Linked DNA regions of Homo sapiens: region 1 is linked to region 2. A link is a loop called in an ENCODE intact Hi-C map of the cell type or tissue named here. Cell type or tissue: dorsolateral prefrontal cortex. All regions are shown on one strand. Each heading gives the region's core, and the rest is flanking DNA. Links, peaks and the distances in the headings are about the cores only.

The links. Hi-C counts contacts between places; a loop is a spot of excess contacts. Peaks named below come from ENCODE experiments on the same cell type or tissue, not always from the same donor. Only the 100,000 strongest peaks of a DNase experiment are listed, where the experiment ranks them.
Region 1: it touches region 2 in a loop (2.9-fold over the local background); 4 of 110 quality-filtered maps call a loop at or near these places.

What each region holds. Positions count from the first base shown.
Region 1 is chr20:2,274,104-2,285,425 of GRCh38, forward strand. No RefSeq gene overlaps it. Among named protein-coding and RNA genes, the nearest start is that of TGM3, 16 kb to the right of the region's middle. In dorsolateral prefrontal cortex, for the core only: no CTCF peak of the experiment used is centred there; DNase peaks (open chromatin) are centred at 5,498 and 6,188; H3K27ac peaks cover 2,548 bases.
Region 2 is chr20:2,219,613-2,230,934 of GRCh38, forward strand. It overlaps LOC124904860 (a long non-coding RNA gene), which reads left to right and starts at 5,571. Exons shown (of 2, transcript XR_007067501.1): 1 at 5,571-5,967. In dorsolateral prefrontal cortex, for the core only: no CTCF peak of the experiment used is centred there; no DNase peak of the experiment used is centred there.

The DNA.
Region 1 (11,322 bases), core at 1,811-9,810, 55 kb after region 2:
GGCAGGCAGATCACTTTGAGCTCAGGAGTTCAAGACCAGCCTGGCCAACATGGCAAAATCCTGTCTCTACAAAAAATACAAAAAATAGCCGGATGTTGGTGGCTCATGCCTGTAGTCCCAGGCTGAAGAACCACTTAAGCCCAGTAGGAAGAGGTTGCAGTGAGCCGAGATCAGGCCGCACTCTAGCCTGGGTGACAGAGTAAGACTCTGTCTCAAAAAAAAAAGAAAAAAGTGGTGACATATGGGAAAGTATTTTTCTACATTGTAAAGTGCTATATAAACGTTAGCTATTACAGTAATTAGTTTTATTAAAACTTGTCCACCAAAAGTATACTGAAAAACACTTCCCCTGTTCACACGGGAGGTCTGTGCCTGTGGCAGCTGGGATGGGGGTGGTGGCTATTCTGATTAGGCATCCCACCTCCTGGGCTGGCCAGCCAGCTGCCAGCCCACTACCAATACCTCAGCGAGTGTCCCAGCTTTTCAGTTACACAATTAAGGAGGGTCCAGTGGAAACTTTAGGGAAAGGATAAGGGTAAAGAGAAATGTTTCTTTTGTGTTGAAAACAAAATTATTACCCTTACCTGTGTTTCCTGGGTTCTTGGCTAGCCTGAAGAAGTAATTGTTATTGAAAGGTTAACAATTCAGTATGTAATTCTTTTTCCAAAACTTTTATAGACTAGATTACAGTGCTTTCCAAGAGAAGGAGAATGCAAACCATAAATGAAAGCTGTAAATGGAATTTAAAATGTTCCAGTAGCCCTTTTTAAAAAGTAAAAAGGAACAGGAACAATTAGTTTTCATGATATTATTAGATTTTATATAAGCCAGTTAATCTAAACTATTGCCATTTTAACATGTCATCAATATAAAAGTTATAATGAGATAATTTAGTTTTTTTCACAGTAAGCCTTCAGAATTTGAGATTGACTTACAGCTCATTCTAATTTGAATCAGCTGCATCTCAAGTGTTTCACGGCCACACGTGGCATGTGGCAATTTTATTGGACAGTCCAGGACTAGGACTTTGTAAGGCTTAGGGAAAGCCACTTCATCCCTGAAGAGGAGAAAACGCGGCTGGAATCTGAGTGGCTTCTTGTAAAGGATAGTCAGGGGAGAAAAGTGAGTTCCAGATTTGGGTTCATACAGTCATTCGTTCATCAATTATTTCTTGGGCACCAACTTTGTGCCAAGTGCTGTGGTCTTGGCTCTGCAGCCAGCTCATTTCATGACTTTGCACAAGTCACTTCCCTTCTCAGAACCCCAAACTCCCTGTTCCACCTTGGAGAAAATGAGGTTACCTGTCTATGAAGGAGAGAAATGTTTGTACCAGCTAGAGGAAAATGCCTCTAGAAATCATTAACAGTGGAGTTCTGAAAGGCCGGCAGCACCAACTGGTTTCATTGATTCCATGGATGAAGCTCTCACGATCCCATTATTATTATTATTATTATTTTATTTTGAGATAGGGCCTCACTCTGTTGCCCAGGCTGGAGTGCAGTGGCATGATTATAGCTCACTGTAACCTCAAACTCCTGGACTCAAACTCAGTCTCCTAAGTAGCTGAGGTTATAGGCACGTGCCACCACGCTTAGCTAATTAAAAAAAAAAAATTTGTAGAGACGGGGTCTTGCTATGTTGCCCAGGCTGGTTTCAAACTCCTGGGCTCAAGCGATCCTCCCATCTTGGTCTCCCAAAGTGCTGAGATTACAGGTGTGAGCCACTGGACCCAGCCCCCTTTATTATTAATGTCAAAACCAACCGACTCTGTAGGATTTTAGTGGAGGAATTAATCACACAAGTCTTATCCATGGAAACAGTGATTTATCATGCTCATGGCATCACCTGGGACCTGATTTCTTCACCAGTGTCTTATTGACCATCTTTCTAAAGGAGGGTCTAAGGGAGAACTGATGAAATAAGTCATAAATTCCAAGTGTGTTATACATGCTAAGTTATCATTCCTGTCTGTCAGTAGATTTAACTGTGGGGAGATATCCAGGAGGTTTTGCAAGGAGGGGTGCTAGGGCTTAGTACTCTCATTATATCTCAGTACAGATGGAAATAAAGTTACATCTGTAAACCTGTAGGTGGCCATGACTTTGGAATGATTGTAGCTTAAATAGGAAAAGTAAATAGAGTTACCCTTCCTAGGAATTGGGCAATATTTGCCATACAGCTGGGCTGTCAGGTAAAATCAGTTTTCAACTTCTGTGCCTGGAAAATGATTCTACATAGGTATTTAGAAGCGTTGTACATAGATATCCAGAAGTGTTAGAAACTCTTTAAATAGATAACAATCATAAAATCAGATACCATCACTTGTGGTTGTAGCCCAAGCCGATGTTAGTAATCTGGATGCATGGGGACATGCAGATATGACAATCGCTAATGCAAGTTCAGGTGGTAAGCACTGAACAAACCCCTGACATTGGTACATGGTCTTTTCATTCTATAATGTGTTTTCACAACATTGTCTCATTGAAGCTTTACAACAGCTTTGCATAGTGAGTAGGCTATAGGTTATAATCCTCATTTTACAGAGAAGGAGCTGGAGGCTCATCAGTTAAGTAACTAGGTGAAAGTTATGGCACTAAAGAATTGTAAAGATGTTTGTATGAGTGATGATTTCTTTTTTCAACAGCTTTGGGGTACAAATGGTTTTTGTTACATGGATTAATTTTATAGTGGTGAAGTCTGAGATTTTAGTGCACCTGTCGCCGGAGTAATGTTCATTGTACCTAATATGTCATTTTTTTAAACCCTCTCCACTCTCCTTTGGAGTCACCAAAGTCCATTATGTCACTCTGTATGCCATTGCATCCTCATAGCTTAGCTCCCACTTACACATGAGAACATATGGTATTTGGTTTTCCATTCCTGAGTTACTTCACTTAGAGTAGTGGACTCCAGCTCTATTCAAGTTACTGCAAAAGACATTATTTCATTCTTTTTTATGACTAAGTAGTATTCCGTGGTGTATATGTACCACCTTTTCTCTATCCACTCATTGGCTGATGAACACTTAGGTTGATTCCATATCTTTGCAATTGTGAATTGTGCTGCAATAAACATACACGTGTAGGTGTCTTTTTGATATAATAACTTCTTTTCCTTTAGGTAGATATCCAGTAGTGGGATTGCCAGATTGAATGGTAGATCTACTATTAGTTCTTTAAGAAATTTCTGTGATTTTTTTTCTTTTATTTGTATTTTGTTTTTGTTTGTCACTCCACATCTTGCTGCCTTCCTAAGCTTCCCCACTACAGAAAAAGGGCCCTGATGCCTTATCCAACTTAGGACATGTGTGGAGCTTCTTTGTGTCTAGAGAGGTCCTAGTAGTTAAGCAGACTTTCAGCTGACTGATGAGAACTCAAGCCGAGAAGAAGGCAGGCCTCCATGGTCTCACAAATAAGTAGACTTCTCGGTAGGGACAGGACAGGAGGAAGAAAAAATGGCTGTTCTTGTTTATTTCCAGTACTATCAGCCACAAAAGGAGTGGGATCATTGCTCAGAAAGACTTCCCTACTACTGGACACAATGGGCTTTATTAGAAGTGGAAAAACATTCTAGATCGCATCTTATAAATAACAACCCCTTCTCTTCACATTGCACTTCATAATTCACAAAGCTTTTTTACAGATATAACTTAATCAATTCGTGCATGCATCAATTTCATAAGTTAGAGAACTGTCTTGCACGCAGTGCTTTGTGCATTGTAGGAAATCAGGTATTTGTTGAATAAATGAATGGCTCAATCTCCATTTTGCAGACGAAAAAACAAAGGTCCAAAGAGGCTGAGTGATTTATCACAGTGAGGGAAGCGTGACCAAAACCCGTATTTTCTGAGCTCAAGTCTGATTATGCTCCTATATAAGTTTTTGGACAGGCACCACAGAATATTACTAGGGGAAATAGTCACACTTTCCCTGAGCAGCTTCTCAATAAGTAGGGATTTGGGGGTATCTCAGGTCTCACCGATCATTTATATTGCTGTAAATTAAATCATTATTCACTTTCTCTAGAAGAGATGGAAAAACACCAAATTAGCATTCCACTTCCCAAACAGCCCGGCAGAGTGAAGATGGCAGTGAACAGTAGCCAAATTTCTAATTTTCTCATCAAGAAATCAAAGCAGAAGGATTAATCTGTGAGCCACCAATCACAAATATAAAATAATGCCAGCTTGGTAAAGAAAGTGGAAAACATTATATACTGAAAACCCCCCAAGCAGCACCTGGTATTGAAATCCCAGCCTAGGAGCCACATGTCTCAACAGAGAAGAGAGCTTCTTTATTCTTCAGGAATTTCAAGACTGAAAAGATAAATTAGAATCTCAAGAAATGGTTTCAAGGGTGTTTATTACTAAAGCCCCTAAAATAGGAATGACAGAGTCAGTGGTGAGGGAAACGATGTGGGTTGATGAATCCAGAGGTGTTTGGACGAGTGTACAAATGGTCTTAGAGGAAGGAAGGCACTTCTGGACAACCTCTGCTGGGAATGGCAAGCATCTTCCTATTAGGCATTTTCCAGGGTTCAAGACTCCCATTGAAGAGGAGTTTTTTTTGAGACAGGGTCTAGCTCTGTCACCCAGGCTAGAGTGCAGTGGTGTGATCTAGGTTCACTGCAACTTCTGCCTCCCAGGCTCAAGCCATCCTCCCACCTCAGCCTCCCCAGTAACCAGGACCACAGGTATGTGCCACCATGCCTAGCTAATTTTTGCATTTTTTGTAGAAAAGGGGTCTCCTTTTTTGCCCAGGCTGGTCTCAAACTCTTGAGCTCAAGCGATCCGCCTGCCTTGGCTTCCCAAAGTGCTGGGATTGCTGGCATTAGCCATCGCGCCCCACCAAAGAGGATCTTAATGAACCATCTAACATAACACTCCTGACTCTGGCCAGTCTGCCAATTGTCTCCAGAACATTTCCGTCTCTGTCATTAAGCCTCCATTTGTCCTTCTGGGGTAGTAGATAAATCATTATACTTGAAGTACTATTTCCCTTTATCCGAGTTCTAGAAGGTGTTGTCCTTAGGTTTAGCCCAAACCTACTCCCAGGTACTTCTATCTGGGAGCCCATTCCAAACCAAGCTAACCCCTCTTCACTGTCACATATTTCATCAACCACAGGAGACCATAACCATGATGCTCCCATTTCCGGCAGCTACACATCTCCAGCCGGAGGGTAATGACTTAACACATTCCCAAAAGAATGGGGTTTCCAGATCTGTTATCATCATGGCCATCCTTTTGGCCAAGTTTCTGGACTGAAAGCTGGACTCCAGAGATACTCTGAACGGCAGAGGGCACTTCCTCTAGGATGGTTACTTAACACCCACCTCTGCCCTCAGAAAAATGCCCACTAAGTAAGGAGGAAGTGCAGGATGGAAGGATGGTCTCTGCTTTCAGGGACGGATGCTTGAGAACTGCTAGGGCCCATGTGCTGGGTTGTCAAGGCAACAGGCAGCACCATTTCAACACCTCCGCATTGTAGCTATGGGGCCTGGCCCTGGTCCATGCTGCAGCTGTAGGCCCAGCAGTGGGTGAGGGGCCATGCTCTCCAGAATCCCTCAGGGCAGGCTGATGCTCCCTCCCTGCAGCTCTCAGAGCAGCCCCATCAGGCCCACTCTTGCCCCAGCAAGTTTTTGTAATTTACACTCTGCCAGCAGCAAGGCCCACCCATCCTGGGTTTTGAGTCTCCTGAATGCAGGTTCTATAACCTCCAGAGAGAAAATGTGCCCAGTAAGTGTCCAGGGGCTAAAAGGTTGAGATAGCAGAGCACGGGCGTTGAGAGGAGAGGATGTGTGGTGTCAGCGGTGCTTTGGTCTTTGACTTCAAGCTCCTCCCTGGAGCATACACAGAACTTTACAGCTAAAGGAAACATTCCAAACCCAACCTCCTTCTTCTTGTAGGTGAAGAGACAGGCCCAGAGAAGAGTACTGACCCACCCAAGGGCACAATGTGATGTACACACAGAGTCTACCTATACAAGGACCCAGTACCCACCTCCTGGAATCTGGGGCAGCTAGTGTTGCTTTTCTGAGATCTACTGTGAGGGCTCCTAGGAGGAGGGCACAGGATGTGGGTGCTTCCCCTCCTCCACCTATTTCCCACGTATGGGATGCAGGCTCACAAATGCTACATTTTGACTTCCCGCTTCGGAGAGCTTAAGTGCCACTCTGAGCATAAACTGTGGGTTAGCAAGAGATCAGGCACACACACCGGACATGACCACAAGGCCATGAAGGCAAGCCCTTCCAGCTTCACTTCCCCCACTTGTAACATGGTCTGGGTTAGCTGGTCACTGAGATCTCTTTCTGCACGGACATTCTGCGATCATTCTGTGGTCAGGCACCTCAGGAATCTCTTTAGCCTACACTGCAGAGAGATTTCATCCAATGGTAGCAGAATTAAAAAGGAATCTGTATTCATGCCAATTGCTTCTTTTACTGTCACAAGAGGAAGAAGAGTTTTGAGGATGGGACTGGTCTCAAAATGGCCCTCCTGTTTATGATGGATGTGTGGGTGAGGGGGCAGTTATTTCAGATGCTCAGGAAACATGCTGGCACCTCACAGGAGCTGACATCCTGTGACCTGCACAGTCCCCAAGGAAGGCTTCCCTACCCCCTTAAGCCTGGTTCAGGTACAGTCCCACGTGCAGCCCCAGTCTTAATGCCACCACCACACTCCCAGGTGGTGGCCTCTCCACTGTATCTTGTTATGATGTCTTGTTTACCCCCAGACCTGGCACGTGGTAGGTATTTACTGCATTCTTTAATGACTGATGAAATGAGCAGAGTCTCTCTACTGGGACAGGAAAGCAGGACAGGAGTGAGGTTGTGGTGTGTTTGGAAATATGGTGCTTTAGCTTGTCATATCACTTGGGCGGGTCTCCTGCCTCCCTTTTTATATGTAAAATAAAGGAGTCTGACAGATAAGTGTTTTCCGAACTGTTCTGTAAAACACTAGTTTCTTGGATATTTTGCAGCCAAAACAAACAGTCTCCCTGGGTAACTGGGGTGATGTGACACACTGTAACTCCTTCTTGGAGATTCATATGTGCATTTGAATATTAAAGGCTCTGAGAAGGCCTGCAGTAAAGACATCTATCTAATTTCATTTAGGCCAAGTTTCTCCAAAATTCTCTGGCCTCCCTCTCCTTATATCTGAGGAACTGGTGTTCCGAAGCATACAACTTGGGAAATACTGAACTAGACAATTTCTTTCTTTCTTTCTTTCTTTCTTTCTTTCTTTCTTTCTTTCTTTCTTTCTTTCTTTCTTTCTTTCTTTCTTTCTTTTTTCTTTTTGGAGACAGAATCTTGCTTTGCCACTGAGGCTGGAGTGTAGTGGTACCATCTCGGCTCATTGCAACCTCTGCCTCCCAGGTTCAAGAGATTATCCTGCCTCAGCCTCTCAAGTAGCTGGGATTACAGGCATCTGCCCCCATGCCCGGCTAATTTTTGTATTTTTAGTAGAGACACGGTTTCACTGTGTTGGCTAGGCTGGTCTCAAACTCCTGACCTCAAGTGATCCGCCCACCTCGGCCTCCCAAAGTGCTGGAATTACAGGCATGAGCCACCACACCTGGCCTTTGAACTAAATAATTTCTAAGTGCCCTTGTAACTATGTTTCATCCATAGAGGAGGTGGCCTGGTATAGTGAAAACAGTGTGGACTTTGGAATCAGTACTGGGCTTAAATCTTGGCTCTGCCTTTTAGTAGCTGTGTGGCCTTAAGTAATTGATTTAGATTTCCAGAGTTGGATTTACTAATCTGTAAGATGAGCCTAATAATACCTGTTTGTTATGGTTGTAGGTTGTTGAGAGTATTAGATGAGGTAACAGATATGAAGGATCAACAGCAGTGTTTGACAAACAGTAGGCCCATAATAAGTATTAGTTCCTTTGCTCTATTACGTCTAACGCTCTACTTCCACCCCTTACCTCTACCACCAAACTCAGAGTGGACTGTTGGCAGGCAGAGAATGCAGCAGGGAGGCAGACTGAGTCCAGGTCCTCACATGGCCCTAATCGTGCTCTCTCAGTTTCACGGAAGGACCACACCCCAGCCTCCTCTTTGGTAGGGGGACCAAAGGTGAAGGGGCCAAGGGGGAGGTGGCAGAGAATCCTTCCCTCCTTTGCCAAGCGAATGTGTCTTCTCTGTGTCTTCTCTGTGCTAGGCAACTAGATGGTGTTAGTAACAAGAGAAGATAAAAGGATGCTTTCAAACTTTACAGAATGAACGCCCTCTCTCATAAATCCACTACCTAAAATAGCAAGCCCCAACATGAGGGCAAAGCCTTGGCCTGTCTGCCTGGGCAGGAAGGTAGCACAAAGGTGGGATCTGACGGATGGTGGAGTGAGAAGGCAGGGTTAGGAACCTGAAAGGGCAAGGCTTAGAAAGGCTTCTAGGAGCCTTGGCACCAGCAGAGCCATGGCGGGGGGATCTGCGCTCAGAGCAAAGCCACCAGTTGGCAAACACAAATCAGTCTCCAAGTTCGCACCACACAGGACTTGTTTGTGGTGGAGGAAGCAAGACATCTGCCAGGGAGGCAAGAATGGATGCTGGGGCTTGGCTTGTTGCAGGGCCTGAACCAGTGGGCTGGATCAAATGCATTGAACCTCTGTGGACGGGTCTCATTTTTGTATTACTCTTTTTTTTCCCTTCCTTCCACTTTAGGGCAATATTAGAAGAAAGAATGCAGGGGCGGGGTGTGGTGGCTCACGCCTGTAGTCCCAGCACTTTGGGAAGCTGAGGTGAGTATATCACTTGAGGCCAGGAGTTCGAGACCAGCCTGGCCAACATGGTGAAACCCTGTCTCTACTAAAAATACAAAAAAATTAGCTGGGGTGGTGGCGGGCGCCAGTAATCCCAGCTACTCCGGAGGCTGAGGCAGGAGAATCACTTGAACCTGGGAGGCAGAGGTTGCAGTGAGCCGAGATCGCACCTCTGCAATCTATCCTGCGCACCAGAGTGAGACTCTGTCTAAAAAAAAATTAAAAAGAAAATAAAAAGAAAGAATGCAGGCCTTGGAGACAAGAGTGGTTTTAAGTCTTACTCTGCCTTTGCTAGTTTTGTCTCCTTGGGCAAGTTACTTAACCCCTCTGAAGCTTAGTTTTCTCATGTGTAGGATGAGGAAGATAATTTCTACTCAGAGAGTAGTTGCAGGGACCGAATGAGTTATTGCTAGTGAATTCCAGAGTGTGGCACGTGTAACCCAGACACGGGGGCAGACATTTTAAATTCTAATAGTCAATGTTTAGTTTCATAGGCATTAGAAAAATAATTGACAAACCAAATCATTTTATGAATGTTATTGATTAGTGCAAGACTAAAGTAGTTAGGTAAGTTAATTAATTAATGTATTTATTTATTTTGAGACAGAGTTTCGCTCTTTCACCCAGGCTGGAGTAAAGTGGGGCAATCTTGGCTCATTGCAACCTCCATTCCCTGGATTCAAGCGATTCTCCTGCCTCAGCCTCCCAAGTAGCTGGGATTATAGGCACGCACCACCTCGCCTAGCTAATTTTTGTATTTTTAGTAAAGATGGGGTTTTGCCATGTTGGCCCAGCTAGTCTCGAACTCCTGACCCCAGGTGATCCACCCGCCTCAACCTCCCAAAGTGCTAGGATTACAGGTGTGAGCTACCGCGCCCAGCTGGTAAGTTAAAGAAAAAAGGGAAAGGGAGTTAATTTAAAGAAAAACTTTAAGTTAATTATGATGTAGCTGGTGGGCAGATGTGGCAAAACTCAAGAAGGTGCTGTGTGAATGACTAAAGTACAGGAAACTGAATTAATACCCACTCAATCATGGTGGCTGGTTCGTGGCAGGCACTGAAGGTCATTTCCAAGAAAGTAAAGAGGTTTAGAAAAGGAAGGGAGGGAATAAGGGAGGAAACAGACCTTCTTAGTTGTCTACCTACTTAGCCTGTAGGTCCACTTCAGCCATACTCTTCTTCCAGAGGTTCCCTTTTTGTTTTTTCTTTTTAAAAATATTTTTTAATTTTATTTTATTTTTCTCTACTAGGTTAGCCAGGCATGATGTCATGCACTTGTAGTCCCAGCTACTTGGGAGCCTGAGGTGGGAGGATTGCTTAAGCCCAGGAGGTGCAGATTCCAGTGAGCTGAGATCATACCACTGCACTCCAACCTGTGTGACAGAGCCAGGCCCTCTCCCAAAAAAAATAAATAAATAAAAATAAAATAAAATAAAATAAAATAAAATAAAATAAAATAAAATAAAATAAAATAAAATAAAATAAATAAAATAAAATAAAATAAAATAAAATAAAATAAAATAAAATAAAGGGTATACGGTGAAGAGTCAGTCTCTTTTTTTCCTTAACAATTAGGCCCCTAGGTTCCTTTCCCAGAGAAAACAACTGTTAACATCTTCTTTTAAATCTTTCTTTCTAAGTATATGCAAGCATAATTGTGTAGGAGCCTGTTTTTTTCAAAGCTCTTTTGATGAGAATTTATATCTAGAATCCTAAGACTTAAAAGTGCAAGGAGGGGGATGCGTGAAACACACTAAGATCATCTTGTTCAGAGATCTCAGTGAGAATCAGAAAATGCGTGGAGGTGGCCACACTCATTGACAATCTATGTCTAATGAAAGATGTTTTTGTTTTGTTTTGTTTTAGAGACAGGGTCTCATTCTGTTGCCCAAGCTGGAGTACAGTGGCATGATCATAGCTCACTGCAGCCTCAAACTCCTGGGCTCAAGTGATGCTCCCACCTAGGCCTCCCAAAGCATTAGGATTACAGGCATGAGCCACAGCACCTGGCCTGAGAGGTGTTTCTGGTGAGCACATATAGAACATGAGATAATGTGAAGGTTGAAGCAAAGGCTGAGACCTACTGACTTAGGCCAAACCATTTCCCAAGGTCTCCAAATGAGTTAGTGACAGACCCAAGAATCTAGTCTAGCTAGACTCTAAGTTCTCAGGTATCTAACTTGCTGCCACAGTTTTACCAAGATGTAAACATTCAGGACAGAGACTCTGAGCCAGAGGAAGTCCTCCCAGCCACTTTGCTACAGTGTAGAAGGTCAGGAGAGACCAAGTGTTTGGGGCCTGTTGAAAGTAGAGAGTGGCTAGGAACTTATCTGGTCTCATATTGTAAGGAACATAAAGGAATAATTCCATTTCCTTTCATGTTTCCTGTGTACAAGTCCTATAAATATTGCCATATCTCTAAGAGCAAACCTTGTTTGGACTTTCCAGACTTTTGCTTTCCAAAGAGGTGACCAGAGACGTTTCCCAGACATCCTCCACTTCCTGTTGTTGTCCACACTGTCTTCCAGTAGAGAGGGTGGTAGCATCATTTG
Region 2 (11,322 bases), core at 1,552-9,551:
GCACTTGAACAATGTTGTGCCACTTCCAGCTGGCCTCCATGGTTTCAGATGAGAAATCTGCTGTCATTCATATTGGGTTCCCCTATAAGTGGTGCATAGTTCTTCCCTGGCTGCTTTTAGCATGTTTTGTTTGTCTCCAGTCGTCAGAAGTTCAATTATCATGTGTTGTGGTATGGATTTCTTTGGGTTTCTCTTTGGGGTTTGCTCAGCTTTTGAATCTGTAGATTTGTGTCTGCCAAATTTGGAAAGTTTTCATCCATTATTTATTCAAATACTATTTTAGGCCCTTTATTCTCCTCTCCTTCTGGCACTTCAGTGATACAAATGTTGGCTTTTTTGTTATAGTCTTACAAGCCTTGGAAGCTCCGTTCATTCTTTTTTCAGTCCATTTTCTGTATTCTCACATTGGTTAAATTCGTTGGTCTGTCCTAAAGTTCACTGATTCTATTCTGTCATCTCCCCTCTAATATTGAGATTATCTGTTGAGATTTCTGTTTCTGTTACTATATTTTTAGTTCTGTAATTTTCATTGGTTCTTTTTTATAACTTCTATTTATTGCTGAGATTTTCTATTTTTTGTTTTAAGAGAATTGGTAATTGATTTTTAAAACATTTTTATGACAACTGCTTTAAAGTCCTCTCAGATAATTCTGACATTTAATTCACCTTGGTTGGGATCAGTTGATTGGTTGTTCTTTCTCATCCAAGTTGTGATTTTTCTGGTTCTTGGTATAACAGATGATTTTTAAAATTGTATCTCAGACATTTTGTCTGTTAGGATATTCAGGGTCCCATTTAAATATTTTATTTTAGTAGGCACTCACTGTGTTTACATTTAGCACACAGGTCCTGGCCACTTTCGTGGACTGTGGTTTACATGACAGTTTCATTTTCAGAGGCTTTACAATGTTATTTGGGTCTGTTTGGTGTATTTGGCACTGCTGGGGCTCTCACAGGTCTTTGCTGGTGCTGCTTAAGGGGGCAGAAGGACTTTCCCCGGACCAGGGCCACTAGATTTCTCTCCACTGATGAGTGGAGTCTCAGGTCTGTGGAGACAAAGAGGCTTCTTAGGCCATGCCCTTTTGGCAGAATCAATTTTTCTTTTTTCTTTTTCTTTTTTTTTTTTTGAGATGGAGTCTCACTCTATTGCCCAGGCTGGAGTACAGTGGCACGAACTTGGCTCACTGCAACCTCCACCTCCCGGGTTCAAGTGATTCTCCTGCCTCAGCCTCCCAAGTATCTGGGACTACAGGCGCCCACCACCACGCCTGGCTAATTTTTGTATTTTTAGTAGAGACAGGGTTTCACCATATTGGCCAGGCTGGTCTTGAACTCCTGACCTTGTGATCTGCCTGCCTTGGCCTCCCAAAGTGCTGGGATTACAGGCATGAGCCACTGCACCCGGCCGGCAGAATTTCTTTTATTGGTGCCACGGGCTACCTCCTATGTCCCTGGGTTGGGGGAATGGAGTTTCAGGCCTATGAGGATAGAGAGCCTTCCTGGACTGGGCTGGGCTGGGCTGCTTGTTATGGCTGAGTTCCTCCCACCAGTGCCACCCCACTACCCTAGTATCTCTTTGTGAGGTATGGAAGTCTCAGGCCCAGCAGGGAAGAAGAGCACTTCCCTTGGCTGCCTTTTTTCAGTTTTTTTGAAGCAGAACTCCCTCTCTATACCTTGTGTGAGTACTGCCAGGCTCACCTGGTGTTGTTGGAAGGGCTCTTGTTAAATCTGAGGGAGGAATGAGCCCACTGAGCTGCTTTCTGTTGCTAGGTTGGGGATCAGTAATGCTGGGCCCACGCTGCCTTCTGTTTGGTGGGAGGACAAAACACAAGAAATCTTCAGTTACTTTTATAACACTGCCCTGGCCTCCTCCCCCTTCCTTGCTTCTCTGGCCCCTTGTACAGTAATTGCTTGTTGAGTGACCCTCATGGTTGACTTGATGTTGTGCCTGGCACTTTGTCTGTACCTGAAGCACTCTAAAATTGTACCATTACAATGACTTGGGGGAGCCAAGCCCTACTTGTCTTTTCAGAACACATATCTTATGCTTGTGTTGTGTTGCATTCAGTCAAAAGCCTGTATTTGATGGCTAGGCAGGTCTCACTTAAAAGAATAACAAGAAAGCAGAAAAGAAAAAAAAAAAAGAATTGAAAGCTCTTCTTCATTGTTCCATAGGTTCAGAAAAGCACAAAAACTCTGGGCAGCTCTCTAGTGGGATTTTCTTTTCCTCCCTAGTGTGAATATTCTTAAGAGCCAGGAGGCTTAACAAACTCTGGGTTCTTATGGGAGCAAATATGGGTATATCAGACAACATTTTCACAATTCCCAGCCATCTTTTTTTTTTTTTTACATATTTTTATCTCAAGTAAAAGGTCTTGTTGTCCATTATCAATACAGAGCTTCCTTCCTTTAAAATATTCATCTCTAAGGGTAGGCTTTTGGTTTTGATTTTGTTAAGGAAAGGGCTGTGGCATGCCCTCTGCCCACATGACCTTCCTCATCTGCCTGAGACGTCATCCTTCAGGTCCAGCCAACATTTTCCTCCTCCTTTGAAGCCTTCCCTAACTGCTCCTGCCCAGCGTCCTCACCCTCCTCTGAAGTCCTAACTGCTCTATCTGAACCATGTAATTTTATACTGTTTTGCTATCTCTCCTGCAAGGGCATTTGAACTCTTTTTTTCCCTTTTTTTTTTTTTTTTTTTGAGACAAGGTCTTGCTCTGTCACCCAGACTAGAGTGCAGTAGCACAATCATGGCTCACTGCAGCCTTGACCTCCTGGGCTCAAGCGACCTTCCTGCCTCAGCCTCCTGTGTAGCTGAGATTACAGGCATATGCCACCACTGCCTATATAATTTTTTTTTTTCATAGATATGAGGATCTCACTTTGTTGCCCAGGCTTGTCTCTCATTCCTAGGCTCAAGCAATCTTCTCGAAGTGCTGGGATCACAGGCGTGAGCCACCACACCCAACCTCATTTAACCCTTGCTTAGTGTTTTAGTTAATTCCATTTAGAATAAAACCCAAAATCTTTTCATGCTTTACAAGGACCTTTATAATCCTGCTACCTTCCAAACTCCCTACTCCTCCCTTCCTCCCTCCCTTGGCCTCAGCCACACTGCCCGTTCCGGTCCTTCAGATGCCAAACACACTTCTGAATCCCTAGTAGCTAGAACACTCAATGAATGTCTATTGAATTAATTAATTAATTTAAATAAAGTTTATTATCTCGCCATAAAAAATGAAGTCTGTGCTTATTTTAGAATTTCGGGAAATATAAAAATGTAGCTTTAAAAAGCCCTATAGGTTGGGTGTGGGGGCTTACGCCTGTAATCCCATCACTTTGGGAGGCCAAGGCAGGTGGATCACCTGAGGTCAGGAGTTTGAGACCAGCCTGGCCAACATAGTGAAACCCTGTCTCTACTAAAAACACAAAAATTAGCTGGGTGTGGTGGTACACGCCTGTAATCCCAGCTACTTAGGAGGCTGAGACAGGATAATCGTTTGAACCTGGGAAGCAGAGAGGCTGCAGTGAGCCAAGATTATGCCATTGCACTCCAGCGGGGGCAACAAAGCAAGACTTCATCTCAAAAAAAATAAAAAGTAAAAAGCCCTATATAATTCCACATTTGAGAGGCAAAACATAATTTATACCTTTTAAGAAATATTTCTTTCCAGTCGTTTTATTATTTATGGCATTTTGGTTGGTTTGTTTTAATATGGTGTGTTCACAATGTATTTTATGCAGAATTTGACCTTTTTATGTGTGTATGCCTTGTTTTTCCTGTTATGTTTATTTATTTATACTGCTCGTTATTCAAAAATAATTTGAGGCCCTATTGTCAGAGGCATTTGAACCAGAATGACTCCATCTTGAATCGGGGCTGGGTAAAATAAGGTTGAGCCCTATTGAGCCGCATTCCCAGGAAGTTAGGCATTCTAAATCACGGAATGAGATAGGAGGTTGGCACAAGATACAGGTGACAAAGACCTTGCTGATACAACAAGTTGCAGTAAAAAAGCCAGCCAAAACCCACTGAAACCAAGATGGCCACAAAAGTGACCTCCAGTCATTCTTATTCTCCGTTCTATGCTAATTATAATGCATTAGCATGCTAAAAGACACGCCCACCTGCACCATGATAGTTTACAAATGCTATGGCAACATCAGGAAGTTATCCTATATGGTCTAAAAAGGGGGAGGAGCCCTCAGTTCTGGGAATTGCCCACCCCTTTCCTGGAAAATTCATGAATAATCCACCCTTTGTTTTGCATATGATCCATAAATAACTATAAGCAGTCGAGCAGCCCACGCTGCTGCCCTGCGTATGGAGTAGCCATTGTTTATTCCTTCACTTTCTTAATAAACTTGCCTTCACTTTACTCTATGGACTGGCCCCGAATTCTCTCTTGCACGAGGTCCAAGAACCCTCTCTTGGGGTCTGGATCAAGACTGCTTTCTGGTAACACTATGAGATATAGAAGTACATACAGTATTTCTTTCTGTTGCCTGCAGCATGCAATCCTGTGCTTTGTTCCTACCAAGTGTTTATGGATTGAACAGGGAATTGAGTCTGGGGAAGCTTGTTTTCCAGTGGAGGGCAGGTGGATGTGTGATTTTGTCTGACTTTTGGAAGTAGCCAGGACCTCCCACTGTTACCATGGTGTATCTTTGGAACTGAGTTCTGTCTCTGGTCATTTATTTGTTTCCATCTGTCTTTGTCTCTCCTTTCTGGAGGGGAACATGTCCGAAGGCCTGGTCTACAGTGATCTCCCTCTAAACGAGAACAGACTCATTCCATCCTGCAGATGTGTATTACTCAAAGTGCTGTTTGCACGCAAAGAATGCTAAGTCCTAGCCCAGCAACTGGAACGTATCAACTCCTTCTCTCCCATCCCCTAGAGGCATGGCCCAAATTGCTGTAACCCTTCACCCTTCCAAGCTCTAGTACCCTCTGGCTTGGAGGTTGCAAAAAGGATGGCATGCATAGGTTTCTTATAAGCCAGGGCCCTAAAATTGTGCTTGTGGTGACTGGTGTAAGTGATTATACCACATTTCCTCCTGCCACAGGGTCATTATACAAGTTGTTCCCTTCACTAATACATTTCAAGCTCTCACACACATACACATACCTACTCCCCCATCAGATCTCAGCTCTGATGTGGCATCTTCAGGGAAATGTTCCCCAAACCCTGCATTTCATCATGTGACCTATTAAATAGTCTCAAAGGAAAGCACTGTATATCCTTCTTCCTTGCACTCATCACAGTTTATAAGTATACATTGTTGTATGTCTTGTTCTCCCATAAGACTGTAAGCTCAATGACAGGAGGGACTATATCTACTTTTTTTTTTTTTTTTTTTTGAGACAGAGTCTCGCTGTCAGGCTGGAGTGCAGTAGTATGATCTCGGCTCACTGCAACCTCTGCCTCCTGGGTTCAAGCGATTCCCCTGCCTTTCTCAGCCTCAGTCCCTCAGTAGCTGGGACTACAGGTGTAAGCTACCATACCCGGCTAATTTTTGCGTTTTTATTACAGATGGGGTTTCACCATGTCGTCCAGGCTGGTCTTGAACTCCTGACCTCAGGTGATCCACTCGCCTCAACCTCTCAAAGTGCTGGGATTACAGGCGTCAGCCATTGCACCCGACCATACCTAGTTTTGTGCACAGTGTCTCCAGTGCTTATCCCAATGACTAGAGCGTGGCAGCGCTCAGTTAACGTTTTTTGAATAAATGAATGAAGAATGGACATTTGGATTGAGGCAGTGAAGAGTACTAGTTAAGAGAGTGAGATTTGGAGCCAGATATTCGGAGTGCAAACCCAGACGCATGACCTTGGATAGTATCATTACCTCTCTCCACCACTGGTTCTCTGCCTATAACATGGAAATAACAATACCGCCTATTTCATAGCGCTATTGTGAAGATCAAGTGAGGGACTCTGTGTAAAGAGCTTCAATCAAAGCCACAGTAAGTCCTCAACATAGATTAACTATTATTTTCTACTCTTTTGGCCAACAGAAATATTACTGTAGTAAATATTATTTTACATATTTTGATCCACTTTTTATGAGTGTTCAGTAGATGAAATTCCTGTAAGTTGAATTGTCGCATCAGAAGGTTAATTTATTTGGAATTAATTTTTGTGTCTAGAGTGAGGGAGAGTTCATATTTAACTCTAATTACAGAAAAAAATATATTTAAAAAAATAGAGTGAGAGAGAGGTTTAATTTTTCACTTTTCCCAATGGAGAGGTATGGGAGGCCAAGACCTCTGTTAGTTCATTAAATATTTATTTTTATTTATTTATCTTTTAAAGACAGGGTCTCACTATGGTTCTCACACTAGTCTTGAACTCCTGGGCTCAAGCAATCCTCCCTCGTCAGCCTCCCAAAGTACTGGGATTACAGGTGTAAGCCACCACACCTGGGCACCCCTGTTAGTTTCTGAGTCTGCAGAATTAAGACACTTAACATGTAGTTAGTGGTGGCAAGCACTTACTTAGCTCCTTAAAGGGAAGATGTCACAGCTCCCTAAGGCCCACATATTGCTCATTCTCACCGAGATGGCAGAGCTTAGACAGCCAGGACTGAATTAGAGGAGTCTGCTGTATCTCCCCTGCTTTCAAACCCAGGATTATGGGGAGTCATATCATTAATACAATAGTTTCCAGCTCTGCCTCACATGACAGTGTCACTATTCCATAACCGCCCTGTGATCTACACTTGATTTCTAGATGTCTTGATGTCTGGATCCTTGTTAACAGATTTTTACCTGTGCTATAAGCCTAGAGCTTTTCAATTTAATATAAGGGCTTTCCATGCAATAAAGATTTCCAGCTTGGGGCCTCTTCAGTAGCAGGCCAGGCCATGGCCTCTTATGCTAGCTAGTTACCCCAATACCATTTACAAATTTCTCATAAATACAAGGGCCTATTTCTGGTCTCTATTCTGTTCCTCTAATTCTGTAGAAGATCTTTCTTCATTTCATTCTCACTGTTTTTGTTTTCCAAAAAACCCTTGGCTATAGTCTCATTCAAGAAAACTGGAGAATTAATTTGTCCAAATTGTGCCCTCAACCCCTGCAAACATGCTTGTCTACATGCGTGTGCATGCATGCCCACACACGCTCACACACACAACACTCTCGCACACTCATTTTTCCACTAGAATTTTCACTGGAATTACATTGAACCTTTGGGATAGTTTGGAGAAGATTGATTTCTTTTCAGTACCAAATTTCCCATAGAACATGGAATATCGTTCCTTTTATTCAGGCCTTCTGTTTTATGTCCTTCAGTAAAATTTTATAGTTCCCGTATGTAGGTCTCATGCATTTGGTATTCTTTGTTGCCATTGTCAGTAGGGCCTTATTTATTATATTTTTTCAGTTGGTTATTACTGAATATAGGAACACCATTTTTTACTTTTGCTACTTACTCATAGGAAGAGGTGAACTGAGAACATTTGAGACAGATGGCTAAGCTGATTTTAGCTGCCATGTTACAGGCAGAGTGCTAAATCAGATCCTATAAACAACTCCTAGGCAGGGATTAGAATGACCTATGGGTTGTTCACAGGGCGTGAAGTAGGCACAATGGGCCAATAACACCTTTACCTGGTGTGATTGCTAAATAGCACCGGATACAGATTTAGCTTTTAACTTATAAATATTATTCCTGAACAATCCAGATTGGTTTGCAGAATAATTAATTTATAGCAGCCTAGGCAAGGTGGTATTGAAGCATCTTTTTAGATGATCCACTTTTATCTGTTTTAGAAGGTTTGGATTTTCTTAGAGTGCCTTCCTTACAGCACGTATGACCAGTTTCATGCTGCTACTAGCCTAGGGCTTGAAGTTATACAAACTGTCTTTTGATCTTTGGTCTTTGTCATCAAGATAAGATCTTGTACTGCTTATTTATTTATTTATTTATTTATTTTGAGGTGGAATCTCGCTCTGTCACCCAGGCTGGAATGCAGTGGTGTGATCTTGGCTCACTGCAACCTCTGCCTCCCAGGTTCAAGCAATTCTCCTGCCTCAGCTTCCCAAGGAGCTGGGATTACAGGTATGCGCCACCATGCCTGGCTAATTTTTGTATTTTTAGTAGAGACGAGGTTTTGCCATGTTGGCCAGGCTGGTCTTGAACTCCTGACCTCAAGTGATCTGCCTGCCTTGGCCTCCCAAAGTGCTGGGATTACAGGGGTGAGCCACCATACCTGGCCTTTTTATTTTTAATATAACCATTTTCTAGCGATATAATTCACATGCCATACAACTCACCTAATGAAAGCATACAATTCCATGGTTTTTAGTGCAGTCACAGAATTGAACACCCATCACCACAGTTGAGTTCAGGACATTTTCCTTGCCCTAAAGAGAAACTCTGTACTGATGAGTAGTCAGTCCCATTTCCCCCAATCCTCCTCAGCTGCCGGTAACCACAAATCCACTTTCTGTCTCTGTGGATTTGCCTATTCTGTCCATTTCCTATAAAAGGAACAATACACTATGTGGTCTTTTGTGTCTGGCTCTTTTCACTTCTCAAAATGTTTTCAAAGTTCATTTGTGTTGTAGCATGTATCACTACTTCATTCCTTTTTATTGCTGAATACTATTCTGCTAGACAGATACATTACATTTGACTTATTTATTCATCAGTTGATGGACATCTGAGTTATTTATACTTTTTGACTATTATGAATAATGCTACTATGAATATGCATATACAAGGTTTTCTGTGGACATATGCGGACATTTCTCTTGGGTATATACCTAGGAGTGAGATTGCTGAAACATATGGTAACTCTATGTTTAAACTTTTGAGGAACTGCCAAACTGTTTTCCAAATCAACTGCACCATTTTACATTCCCACCAGCATTGCAGGAAGGCTCTGATTTCTCCACAACCTTGCCAATCCTTGTTATTACTTGTCTTTTTGGTGATTGCTGTTCTAGTGGGTGGGAAGTGATACCTCTTTGTGGTTTTGATTTGTATTTTCCTGATGGCTAAAACTTACTGTTTCTTGACTCTTTTTTTTTTTTGACAGAGTCTCACTCTGTTGCCCAGGCTGGAGTGCAGTGGTACAATCTCGGCTCACTGCAACCTCCATCTCCCAGGTTCAAGTGATTCTCCTGCCTCAACCTCCCGAGTAGCTGGGATTACAGGCGCCCACCACCATGTCCAGCTAATTTTTGTATTTTTAGTAGAGACGGGGTTTTACCATGTTGGCCAGGCTGGTCTTAAACTCCTGACCTCAGGTGATCCACCCGCCTCAGCCTCCCAAAGTGCTGGGATTAAAGGCATGAGCCACCACACCCGGCCGACTCTAACATTTAAGAGCTCTCTTTTGCCTTTCCTTGGAGCTATCCTGGCTAGATTCGTGATAGGGGTTTCACACTTATTTTTTCTCTGTAGATTCCAGAAACCCACACATGTAGACAACGTGCCATATGATTATTGTTATTCTTGCCGAAGGGGTGAGGCCTAAACAGAATCTCAGGAGGAAAAAAGAATCTAGAATGTGTGCAGCATATGTCCAAAAAAGAAAATTGGTTGTTTAGATATCTCAATCAATCATACACCCTTGTCACAGGCATTACAAAACTCAAACTAAATCAGGAAACAATTTTTTTGACTGGAAGCCCTCATTTATCACTAACTCTTAGTGATTCACTTGAAGAAAAATTAAGGTGTCCTATTTGACATGAAAATGCTGCCTGTAGTCTTGTTAAGTTCTCTATGAGCATATGCTGATTGACTTAAGATGGCAGTGTTAAGAATGGATGGGTAAGAAGGAAGTATAGTGTGTACTTATAATAAAGATTGTGGCCAGACGCGGTGGATCATGCCTGTAATTCCAGCACTTTGGGACCCTGAGATGGGTGGATCACTTGAGGTCAGGAGTTCGAGACCAGCCTGGCCAACATGGTGAAACCCATCTCTATTAAAAATATAAAAATTAGCTGGGCGTGGTGGCAGGTGCCTGTAATCCCATCTACTTGGGAGGTTGAGGCAGGAAAATTGCTTGAACCCGGGAGGTAGAGGTTGCAGTGAGCTGAGATAGCACTGCTGCACTCCAGCTTGGGCAACAGAGCAAGACTCTGTCTCAAAAAAAAAAAATCTCTAAGCTAAGGGTACAAGTGCCAACAGAGCTCAGGTTACTCAGAGAATTATCTATAAGGAGATAAGAAAAGAGAAAATACATAGCAAGTTATCAAAGATAAGAGAAAGAAATGGAAGAAAAAGCCAATGCTTTTGTCAATGTGAGGGCATCTAAAACCTGAGCTTCAGAGATTAAAGAGAACTGGAGGCTCAGAAAGGCTTAGCTGTGGCAAGTGGTATAATAAACTGGCTCCCCTGTATTCAGTGCTTGCTGTATGTAAGGCATGAGGCCAAGTGTGGCACATAAATTCTTGCATTTATTCCTCATAGCCCCCTATTTCATAGGTGAGGAAAACAAAGTTCAGAGACATTATGTGGCTTTCCGAAGTCCACAGGTGGTATTTGAAACCGAGTCTTTCTGGATTTTAATGACTCAGAACTAAGGGTGTTTCTGCAAAGTAATGGAATATAGCAGGACTATTCTAGTCTGAGTATAAATAGAATAAGAAGAAAGTAGAGATTTCTTAGTAAACTGCCAAGAGAAAGACCCAGATTACAGGCAACGTTAGACTCAGATAACTATATGAGAGAATTAAGACTAAGGGTTCTCTAAGAAAAGGCTAGGACTTACAAAGACTTAGATGGTCTCTATAATTATATGGGAAAACCAATGACCGACTTATCCATGCACGCATGAAACTGTGTGTGAGTAGCATTCTCGCCGTACCCTTCATAGCCCAATAAGCTCTCCCATCTGGAGCTGAGTAGGGCTGTTACTTTCAAGACTGGCGTTGTTATATTTTCCTGGGAGGAGTGAGGCATTGTCAGAGAGACTAAAAAGGAAAAGATGACACGACTCCTGTCAAAGCTCTAGGAAGGAGGTCAGTCCCTTGGGTGACGGAGGTGGACAATGAAAGGCTTGCGAGGCCTTGTCTTTTACTCCAGCTGGTGATATGGCCTTACAAGTTGTGGCTGCAACGAACATTCTGACTTATAACACAAAAAGGCCATCCAACCCCCACGTTTCTCAAAGAAGCATCACCACTAAGTGATGCTTTGGCAGTTTTCAGAGTAGAGCCAGCATAAGGAACCATTGCTTGTCCTAGTAGCTCCTCCCTGAGACACGCCTTTATGACTGAGACCTCCTGGAGCCAGGGCCTGGCTAGGAGAATGAGCAGTTTCCTGAACTGGACAGCTTGGGGATTATAAAGATCAAAAGT